Linked DNA regions of Homo sapiens: region 2 is linked to region 1. The links are chromatin contacts, found by Hi-C or POLR2A ChIA-PET in ENCODE. All regions are on one chromosome and are shown on one strand. The core of a region is the stretch at or near the end of the contact, and the rest is flanking DNA. Distances in the headings are between cores, read along the strand shown. Region 1 holds the start of FAM149B1 (family with sequence similarity 149 member B1). Region 2 holds the start of VDAC2 (voltage dependent anion channel 2).

Region 1 (4,912 bases), core at 1,786-4,285:
GGTGAAACCCCATCTCTACTAAAAATACAAAAATTAGCTGGGCATGTAGTCCTGTGACTTGGGAAGCTGAGGTGGAAGAATCACTTGAACCTAGGAGGTGGAGGTTGCAACTGAGCCAAGATGGCACCACTGCACTCCAACCTGTGCAACAGAGACTCCGTCTCAAAAAAAAAAAAAATAGAAAGAAAACTGATACAACTATACTAGTTAATAATAATTCTGGCCCAACAAGTGCCTATCATTTTTTTCCATACAAGATTTTTTTTAACTTTCAGAATGGTTGGAATTAATCATAAAAGCAGATTTTTAGCTAAACCTCAGTCACTTTATTGGGAAAAGACAGTTTCCTCACAATTTTTTTTTTAAGTAGGAACAACACATCCCAAATCTAAGAGATGACTGTTTCTTCTTCCTAGTTCCCAAAGAGTTTACTAGGAACTAAACTGCTACCATGTAGATATCTTATTCCTTAATAAATAATAAGCTTCTAAAAGGCAAAGAGAGGTTTTAGACTTATTTTCTTTGTATGCCTATTGTATCCCAAGTAAAAGTGCGAAGGGACAAGGAAAATACCATTTATTGAGGATGTATATGTGTCAAGCTCCACACCATCACTTTATTCTTATTTTTATTTATTTATTTATTTATTTGAGACAGAGTCTTCCTCTGTCACCCAGGCTGGAGTACAGTGGTGTGATCTCGGCTCACGGCAACCTCCGCCTCCCAGGTTCAAGCAATTCTCATGCCTCGGCCTCCCAAGTAGCTGAGATTACAGGCATGTGCCACCATGCCCAGCTAATTTTTTGCATTTTTAGTAGAGACAGGGTTTCACCATGTTGCCCAGGCTGGTTTTGAACTCCTGAGCTCAGGCAATCGCCCACCTTGGCCTCCCAAAGTGCTAGGATTACAGGTGTGGGGGTCCACACCATCATTTTAAATAAGCTTTTGGATAAGGTGTTACTCCTATATTGCAGAAACGAAGGCTCAGTGATGTAGTAATTTGCCTAAAAGTCACGTGGCTAGAAGACAGCCTAGCCAGAAACCCAAGAATGATTCAAAATAGCATGCTTGCAATTATCATGTATGTGCATAATTAATATTTAATAAATTAAATAGTTAATAATTAATATTAATAGTTAATATATTTATGGTTGCTAAAATTACATAGCTAAATGAAAGGAAAAGTTAATATTTAATTAATAAATTTATGGTTGCTAAAATTATATAGCTCCATGAAGGAAAAAAAATTGGAATTTGGGGTTAAAGCCCAAGCTCAACTCCTGACTTTTTGGCTATATAATCTTAAAATATGTAACATTTCTGATATAATTTCATCTTCTGAAAGACTGAAGATAATCATACCCACTTTACAGAGTTGTTAAGATCAAAAAGTGAAGTGAGCTGGGCATGGTGGCTCACGCCAACACTTTGGGAGGCCAAAGTGGGAGAACCGCTTGAGTCCAGGAGTTTGAGACCAGCCTGGGCAACATAGTGGGACCCTGTCTCTACCAAAAAAAAATTTTTTTTTAATTAGCCAGTTGTGGTGGTGTGCACCTGTAGTCTCAGCTACTCAAGAGGCTACATTGTGAGGATCACCTGAGCCCATAGGTGGAGGCTGCAGTGAGCAAGGATTGCACTACTGCCCTCCAGCCTGGACAACTGAGCAAGACCCTGTCTCCAAAAAAAAAAAAAAAGTGAAGGCCCTTTTGGAAGTGTAAAGCATTAATAAATGTATGACACTATTATTACTTTCTAAATTATTATACACCACTTCGGTCAGGGTAGGGGGCAGCTCTTTTTATTTTTTTATTATTTATTTATTTATTTTGAGACGGAGTTTCACTCTTGTCACCCAGACTGGAGTGCGATGGCGTGACCTCTGCTCACTGCAACCTCTGCCTCCCGGGTTCAAGTGATTCTCCTGCCTCATCCTCCCAAGTAGCTGGGTTTACAGGCCCCCGCCTCCATGCCCGGCCATTTTTTTTTTTTTTTTTGCATTTTTAGTAGAGATGGGGTTTCGCCATGTTGGCCAGGCTGGTCTCGAACTCCTGGCCTCAAGTGATCCGCCCGCCTCAGCCTCCCAAAGTGCTGGGATTACAAGCGTGAGCCACCACGGCCGGCCGTGAGGGTGGATCTTTTTAAAGCCAGAAATATTTGCTCTTTAAAGTCTCAAAAGCAAAACTGATCTTTATGGATTCTGGTGCTTAATTGCAGAGGTGGGGAGGCAGTATGTGTGATGGTTATGACCACAGGCTTCGGAATCAGATCGACATCAGGTTTGTACCTCTCAGCTCTACCACCTTCAAGCTGTGTGATCTTTGGCATGCTACAATCTTTAATTCTGGGATCTTTATCTGTAGAATGTGCAAAATAATGTTCCCAATCTGATATCATTGATAGGAATGAGCAAATGTATGTAAATAGCTTTGCACAGTGTCAAGTGAGCACTTTCCTGGAGCCCTCAGTTAGCTATTAATAACTTCTCGAGCTACCATGGCCATTAACAATGGGACCTGAAGCACTGCGGATGCTACAAATGCTTCAGCAGACCCAGTGCTTGATTTCAGGAATTTCAGACGAAGGGCGACACGCCCTCAGCTGGAGATGGAGGAAGAAGGGGCAGGGTCCAGCAGGGCTGAGAGGAGAGAATTCCGAAGAAAAATCTCTCCCCAGCCCTGGGAAAGGAAAGGAACGAAGGACTGGTCAAGGAGGGTCCCCAGAGCGCCCGCCGCCCGCCCCGGCTGGGGTGGCTGAGCAGTCCACTCACAGCTCCAAGCTCTGTGGCACCGCCTTCCGAGTGTATCTGGAGATCATCCTCCTCCTCCTCCTCCTCCTCCTCCTCCTCAGCCGCGGCCGGGGCAGGCACGCCAGGGTGGGGGCCTCCGGGCCTGGCCCTCCCGCCGGCTCCGGCCCGGCCCCTCCCGCCACCTACCGGCCCCGTCTCGCCCCGTCACCTAGACTCCGAGCAGCCACCTCCCCAGGGTCCCCACCTCTCCAGTCCTCCGACCTCCCTGCTTTGCCGCGGGGGCGGAAGTGACGAAGGCCCCCGGACACTCGCAAAATGCTCCCGCCGACGCACAGCAGTGACGACACACAAGGTTTCGGGGACTGAGTGGGTTTCAGACTTTCTCTCAGGATTTCCGCTGGCTTCAGGTTCCGGTCAGGCGTCGGGACAGAGCCTGATCCAGGCTTCGGCGGCCGGTGGCAGCTCTCGATCAGCTCTCGCAGTCGGAGAGGCGGCTAAGGAAAGGTGCCACAGCAGAGACGCGAAGGAGAGGCCCTAGAACCGTAAGAGAAATTGGCTTCATTTTGTTAGATGGCAGGAGGGAGCCTAGACTGGGGAAAGAGCACTAGACTCCAAGTCAAGCCCCTGCTGCTTGGTCGCTTCTTTTTCTGTACTCTGGGTTTTCTCATATGTACAGTGAGGTATTAGCCTGAGTGATCATAGAGTCCCTTCCAGTTCTGACACCAAATTCTGCATGATGACGTGTGTTTGGCGTTATGGGGTGGATGGGTAAAATTACTGTCTGTCCCTCTGGGTTGAAAGGCAAAATGATGATTTGGTTAGACTGTGGTGAGTGGGTGTCTGGATAAGAAGAAGCAGGTTCCTTACGAGTCTCTTAGAAAGCTGAGTAAGATTGGAATCATGGAGTTAGGGTGGTCCATCCACCGCCATTTCTTTCTTTACCAAGCATCACCTGGCAGCAAGAATAAACTAGTACTCTTATTTAGGAAAACCCTTAGAAAATTAAGAGATAAGGAAAACCCTTAGAAAATTAAGAGGTATCAATGCAACCTCCATCAAAATACCAGTGACATTCTTCACAGTCATAGAAAAAAGATCCTAAAATTTATATGGAACCACAAAAGAGCCAGAATAGCCAAAGCTATCCTGAGCAAAAAGAACAAAACTGGAAGCATCACATTACCCGACTTCAGATTATACAACAGAGTTATAGTAACCAAAACAGCATGGCACTGGCATAAAAACAGGAACAGAATAGAGAACCCAGAAACAAATCCATATGTCTGCAGTGAATTCATTTTCAGCAAAGGTACCAAAAACATACATTGGGGAAAAGACAGTCTCTTCAATAAATGATACTGGGAAAACTGATACCCGTATGCAGAAGAATGAAACCAGACCCACTACCTCCCACCATATACAAAAATCAAGTCAAAATGGATTAGAGACTTAAATCTAAGCCCTCAAACTATGAAACTACTAAAAGGAAATATTGGGGAAACTCTCTAGGACATTAGAGTGGGCAAAGATTTCCTGAGTAATACCTCACAAACAGAGGCAGCCAAAACAAAAATGGACAAATGGGAGCACATCAAGTTAAAAAGCTTCTGCACAGCAAAGGAAACAATCAACAAAGTGGAGAGAGAACCCACAGAATGGGAGAAAATATTTGCAAACTACCCATCTGACAAGGGATTAATAACCAAAATATATAAGGAGTTCAAACAACTCTCTAGGAAGCAGTCTAATAATTGATTAAGAATTGGATAAAAACTCTGAATAGACATTTCTCAAAGAAGACATAAAAATGGCAAACAGGTTTATGAAAAGGTGCTCAATATCATTGATTATCAGAGAAATGCAAATCAAAACTACAATAAGATAGCATCTCACCCCAGTTAAAATGGCTGTTATCCATAAGACAGGCAATAACAAATGCTGGCAAGGATTTGGATAAAACACTGTTGGTGAGAATGTAAATTAGTGCAGTCACTATGGAGAACAGTTTTGGAGATTCCTCAAGAAACTAAAAATAGAGCTACTATATGATCCAGCAGTCCCACTGTTGGGTATTTACCCAAAAGAAAGGAAATCAGTATATCAAAGAGATATCTGCACTCCCATGTTTATCGCAGCACTATTCTCAGTAGCCAAGATTTGGAAGCA
Region 2 (4,973 bases), core at 1,547-4,046, 2.0 Mb before region 1:
TTTGTATTTTTAGTAGAGATGGGGTTTCACCGTGTTAGCTAGGATGGTCTCGATCTCCTGACCTCGTGATCTGCCCGCCTCGGCCTCCCAAAGTGCTGGGATTACAGGTGTGAGCCACCACGCCCAGCCCCCAAACTATTCTTAAACTTAAATATCAGATTAAAAAATCATTCAACTGAAATTTCAGAATAGCTAATAACTTATCATGATATGGCCAGGTGCGGTGGCCCACGCCTGAAATCCTAGCACTTCGGGTAGTCGAGGCAGGCAGACCACTTGAGATCAGGAGTTCAAAACCAGCCTGGCCAACATGGTGAAACCTCGTCTCTACTAAAAATACAAAAAAAAAGCTGGGCATGGTGGCATGTGCCTGTAATCCCAGTTACCAGAGAGGCTGAGGCAGGAGAATTGCTGGAACCCAGGAGGCAGAGGCTGCAGGGAGCCGAGATCACGCCCCTGTACTCCAGCCTGGGCAACAGAGCGAGATTCCGTCTCAAAAAAAAACAAAAACAAAACCAACTTATCATAATACAGACATTTAGGACATTTATGCCAATGGGGTATTTCCAACAGTCTAAATAAAGGGGAGGAGGGTATGGAACAAAATTTTCAAGAAAACTCAAATTCACCTGAAAAAGCTCATAACTCTAGATAAAGTATTAGGAGTCACCACAAAAGCAAAACAGTAATATATCGTAACTCTAGTCAACCAGGGCCTAAGCTATAACTGAAAAAAAATTAAAGCACGAGCCGTTTTTCTTAAAGGCTCAAATCTTCTAAGTACAGTTTTTAAAAATTTTGGGAAATTGGGGGAGGGGGATGTAGACTGTAAAAGAACTATTTTCACATAAGTTTAATCTAAGTATCTTAAGTTTCTAATAGAAGAATTAATACAAGGCTGGGCACAGTGGCTCATGTCTGTAACGTAATCCAACCAGGCTTTGAGAGGCCACTGTGTTTACTGGGTAACACAGTGAGACCCCACCTCTACGAAAAATAAAAAAAATTAGCCAGGTGTGGCAGAGCGTGCCTGTAGTCCCAGCTACTTGGGACGTGGGAGGCTGAGGAAAGATGATCGCTTGAGCCCAGGAGGTCCAGGCTGCAGTGAGGTATAATCATGCCACTGCATCCAGCCTGGGCAACAGAGGGAGACCCTGTCTCAAAAAAATAAGTAACTCTAAATTTAAAGCAGCAAGATATTTACAATTTGCAATGATTGATCTGATTTCGCTAAGCAACCCAAACATACATTTTCACTCTTTATCTAAAACGTTTTAAAAATAAGGTTCTTACCAAATCCTTTGTTGAAAATATCTCTGGCAGCTTTGCCAAGGTCAGCATATGATGGAGGAATACACATTGCTGGTAGAAAAAAAACATTCCAGTGTTAATGTCTCTATTCTCCCACCTTCTATCCAAGAACAAGAGCATGACCCACTGCTGATATTAAAATTCAAGCAATCCCATTTGTTGGAATGTTTTTTATGCGGTCAGGAGCTACAATAGAACTATAACGACCCATAAAGGAGATACCACCAACGAATTATTTCTAAAACAGATAACCATGATTATACAAACTTGGGGAATTCGTTTCAAAACGGAAAAACAGTCTATTACCTACAGCCTCACTTCCTAGGACTGGACAAGTACAAAGAATCAAACAAGTATTTGTGTGTATGGATATTTATGTATCTGCCAAAATTCACTGAGATGAGCTGATTTAACTAAATTAGATAAAACCGAAACCTAAGACTAGGCCCTTTACCCTGATACGTCCTTTAATATCTTCGCTGAGGGGAAAACCAACACCCTGGAGTGGGAAGAGAATTTAATACTGGGAATTTAAATATTGAAACTTGGAAAAAATACTGCCATGTGTGTTTCACTCAAATGTCTACATCAACTAAATATCAAATAGCGCTTCAAACTTACTAATGTGACTCTCAAGTCCTCGGCCAATGCTGTGCTGCTTAAGGGCAGGCAATCTGAGCTCATTACACCAGCTCATTCATTCCACAAAGCACGTCCACGCCCTTAGGAGCACAAGTAATGACCTTGCGCTCTCACAAGAGGGACTGCTACTTCCTCTAGAAAAGTGATTGATCCGATCCTCCAAAGGCAGAATCCCCAATTAACAACTTTTTACTTCTATACGTCAAAGACATGTACAAAGGCTGAAAAGTCCATGCGGCCACAGACCAACTCCCCGGGCCTTGTTCCCCATTTGAAATCCAGCAGCCCAGCCCCTCCTCCGCAGAGGAGGTGGTCAGACGGTGGGGCGACCACCAAAAGCAGCCGAATTTCCAAGTTCTTGGAAAGATAGGGGGAAACAAACTGGGTTTCTGGTCGACAGGCTTCGACTCTCCGCCGCCCCATCCCGCAGAGATCCCAGCTTTACTTACGACGCGCGCAAGTCTGTCCGTGGGTCGCCATGGCGAGGCCGCGGGAAGAGGGGAATCTGCGGGAGGGACAAGAAGTGCGGTAAGCTGGGGTCAAAGGGCCAAAGGGAGATCCCGGGCAGAGAGGGGCGAGGGGCCGCGGGGCAGCGCGGCCATCTTAGGAAGCCAGGGCCGACTCCGAGTCCGGCGCGGGCCTCCGGCTTGGCCGCCGCGGCCTAGGCCCCTGGGTCGGCGTGAGGCGGGCGCGGCGGTACCTGGTGGTGTCCTGAGGGGGGCCGCCGCCACCGCTCCGCTAGCTGCTGAAGCCGCTTGGCACGCTCGCGGTCGGGCTGCAGCTCCAGCAGCTGGAGGGCGAAGTGAAGGAGACACCGTTCCGCCCGCCGCAACCCTGTCCTCTCCCAGACAGGACCCCGCCGCTGCCCCCGGGGCTGTCCGCCGCGCCTGTCCCTGCAGCGCAGCCCGCTGCCAACTCCAACCTGCTCCAGAGCGGCCACGTGGACCGACAGCGCCCCGGTCCTGCAGGTGGGCTGCCTCCGTCCGTCGGTGGGGATCCGGAAGGCAGAAGCTGCTGGGCCTTGGATCAGGCAGCTATCCGGGCAGCCTCAGAGGCGAGGGGGCGGGGAACGGCGGAGGCAGCGCGCTGGGGACCGCCTGGGAGGGGGATGGGGCGGAGGCCCCGCGCGAACGCGTCACGGACGGGGCGGGGCGTCGGCGCGTGGCCGGGGCGATAGGGCGCGGCTGCGCACCAGGGTCACGTAGATCTCTCCTACTCCCCTTACGCGCTGGTGCGGGTTCCCCCCCGAAACAAAGCCCTGCATAGGGTGCCTGCGGGGAGTCAGCTGAGCGTTACCCACGTCCATCCTAAGCTAGCGCAGCCTGCGCTTCTGAGGGACCGCTTCTCTTTCCCAGCCCAGGGAGAACGAGTGGGACACAGGGGCGCCACCTCCAGCCCCTCGCGCTCTTCTGCCCTCTTTTCCCACCTTGGTGTGACTGCCTTGCTGTGCTGGGTTGTGTGCCTGAGAGGCTTTTTGGGACTGCCTCTCCCTGAACAAATGTGAGCGGGTCCTAGCGTGCCCCACCCATTTCCACGCCGCCTTACGCTTTCTCTTCCGCGGCTCCTCCCCACTCAGGCATGGCACTGCTTCACACACGCACGGAGCCGGAGCTTGGCGAGGCAAGCCTGCTCCGGGCCCAACCTCCTCTGGATTATGGGCCTGGAGAAAATGTGGAATCATGCTGAGCAGGCGTTAGAATGCCGCACCCGAGTTCCCCGGGTGTGCAGGAAGGGTGACAGAGCTATTAGATAAAATGTATATGGGAGACCGTTAGTTTAGACTGACCTCCTGCATTAGGCCCATCAGACCAAACCAAAATGGGGTTACTCATGCTGAAGTTTCACACTACCACGCCAAAGCTAGGATCTTTATCTGACCTTCCAAGAAATCAGGAGAGAAACAGATGCTAGCCAGATCCCCAAACAGGCTGGGCGCGGTGGCTCACACCTGTAATACCAGCACTTTTGGATGCCGAGGTGGGCGGATCGCCTGAGCTCAGGAGTTCCGGACCAGCCTAGGCATAGTAATACCCTGCCTCTACCAAAAAAAAAAAAAAAAAAAAAAAAAATAGCCGGGCGTGGTGGCTGGCGCCTGTAGTCCCAGCTAATTGGGAGGCTGAGGAGGGAGGATCGCTTGAGCCTGGGAGGTTGAGGCTGTAGTAAGCTTAGATGGTGCCACTACTGCACTCCAGCCTGCCCGCTGGAGTAAGACCCTGTCTCAAAACAAAAATCCCCAAACAGGTCAGTTTTAGCTGGCATGAAGAAGTCCCGTGTTCTTTAACCTTTACAAGAAAAGTAACTTTCTACCAACTAATCCACTTTTTGTTTCTGCTTTCCTCGGTCCTTTTCTGTCTGTAATACCAACTTCCTCTTCTCATTGGAACATTCATTCCATTTTACAGAATGAAGCGTTGCCCAATTGTAGAATTGGAACTAAAAGCCAGTTAAGATGTTTAAACTAAATTCTTTGTAATTTTTTCTTTTAACAGAGCCAAAGGAAAAAGAAAAAATGAGCAGTCTAATGAAATAGAAATGGGTTCAACTGGAACTCCCAAAGCAGTCATCTATCCAATAATGTCGCCGGTAGACCTCAGTGGTTTTTTTGGGTTTTCTTCTTTTTTTTTTGAGACGGAGTCTCGCTCTGTCGCCCAGACTGGAGTGCAGTGGCGCGATCTCGGCTCACTGCAATCTCCACCTTCCGGGTTCACGCCATTCTCCTGCCTCAGCCTCCCGAGTAGCTGAGACCACAGGTGCCTGCCACCACGCCCGGCTAATTTTTTGTATTTTTAGTAGAGTCGGGGTTTCACCATGTTAGCCAGGATGGTCTCGATCTCCTGACCTCGTGATCTGCCAGTCTCGGCCTCCCAAAGTGCTGGGATTACAGGTGTGAGCCACCGCGCTCGGCCTACCTCATTTTTTTAATCTATAAAATGACAAATGAAACGAAGTGATCTTTAATAGCCATCAGCCATAGTCTCTGAGCAAAGCCTTTTCCCCCTTGACTTTCTCTGGCTCTGAAA

The links. A loop is a pair of places that touch in the nucleus more often than their neighbours do. ChIA-PET counts read pairs that join two places held with the same protein, here RNA polymerase II (POLR2A). Pooled maps may share reads with other maps.
Region 2: a map of B cell shows a loop between it and region 1 (13-fold over the local background). The contact joins the promoter of VDAC2 here to the promoter of FAM149B1 in region 1. A Hi-C loop is called at or near these places in 1 of 168 maps with a recorded cell type or tissue (B cell) and 6 of 50 pooled maps. POLR2A ChIA-PET finds 5 or more read pairs at or near these places in 2 of 52 experiments (PC-3 and T-cell).

The regions. Positions count from the first base shown.
Region 1 is chr10:73,166,242-73,171,153 of GRCh38, reverse strand. It overlaps FAM149B1 (family with sequence similarity 149 member B1), which reads right to left and starts at 3,035. Exons shown (of 14, transcript NM_173348.2): 1 at 2,768-3,035. The coding sequence starts at 2,814. ECD (ecdysoneless cell cycle regulator) reads left to right here and starts at 3,146. Exons shown (of 14, transcript NM_007265.3): 1 at 3,146-3,288. RefSeq lists enhancers at 1,529-2,127, 3,022-3,221, 2,728-3,327 and a silencer at 2,782-2,971.
Region 2 is chr10:75,208,619-75,213,591 of GRCh38, reverse strand. It overlaps VDAC2 (voltage dependent anion channel 2), which reads right to left and starts at 2,796. Exons shown (of 10, transcript NM_001391963.1): 1 at 2,654-2,796; 2 at 2,403-2,458; 3 at 1,294-1,362. The coding sequence starts at 2,433. RefSeq lists silencers at 2,523-2,892, 2,913-3,222 and enhancers at 2,867-3,161, 2,892-3,473.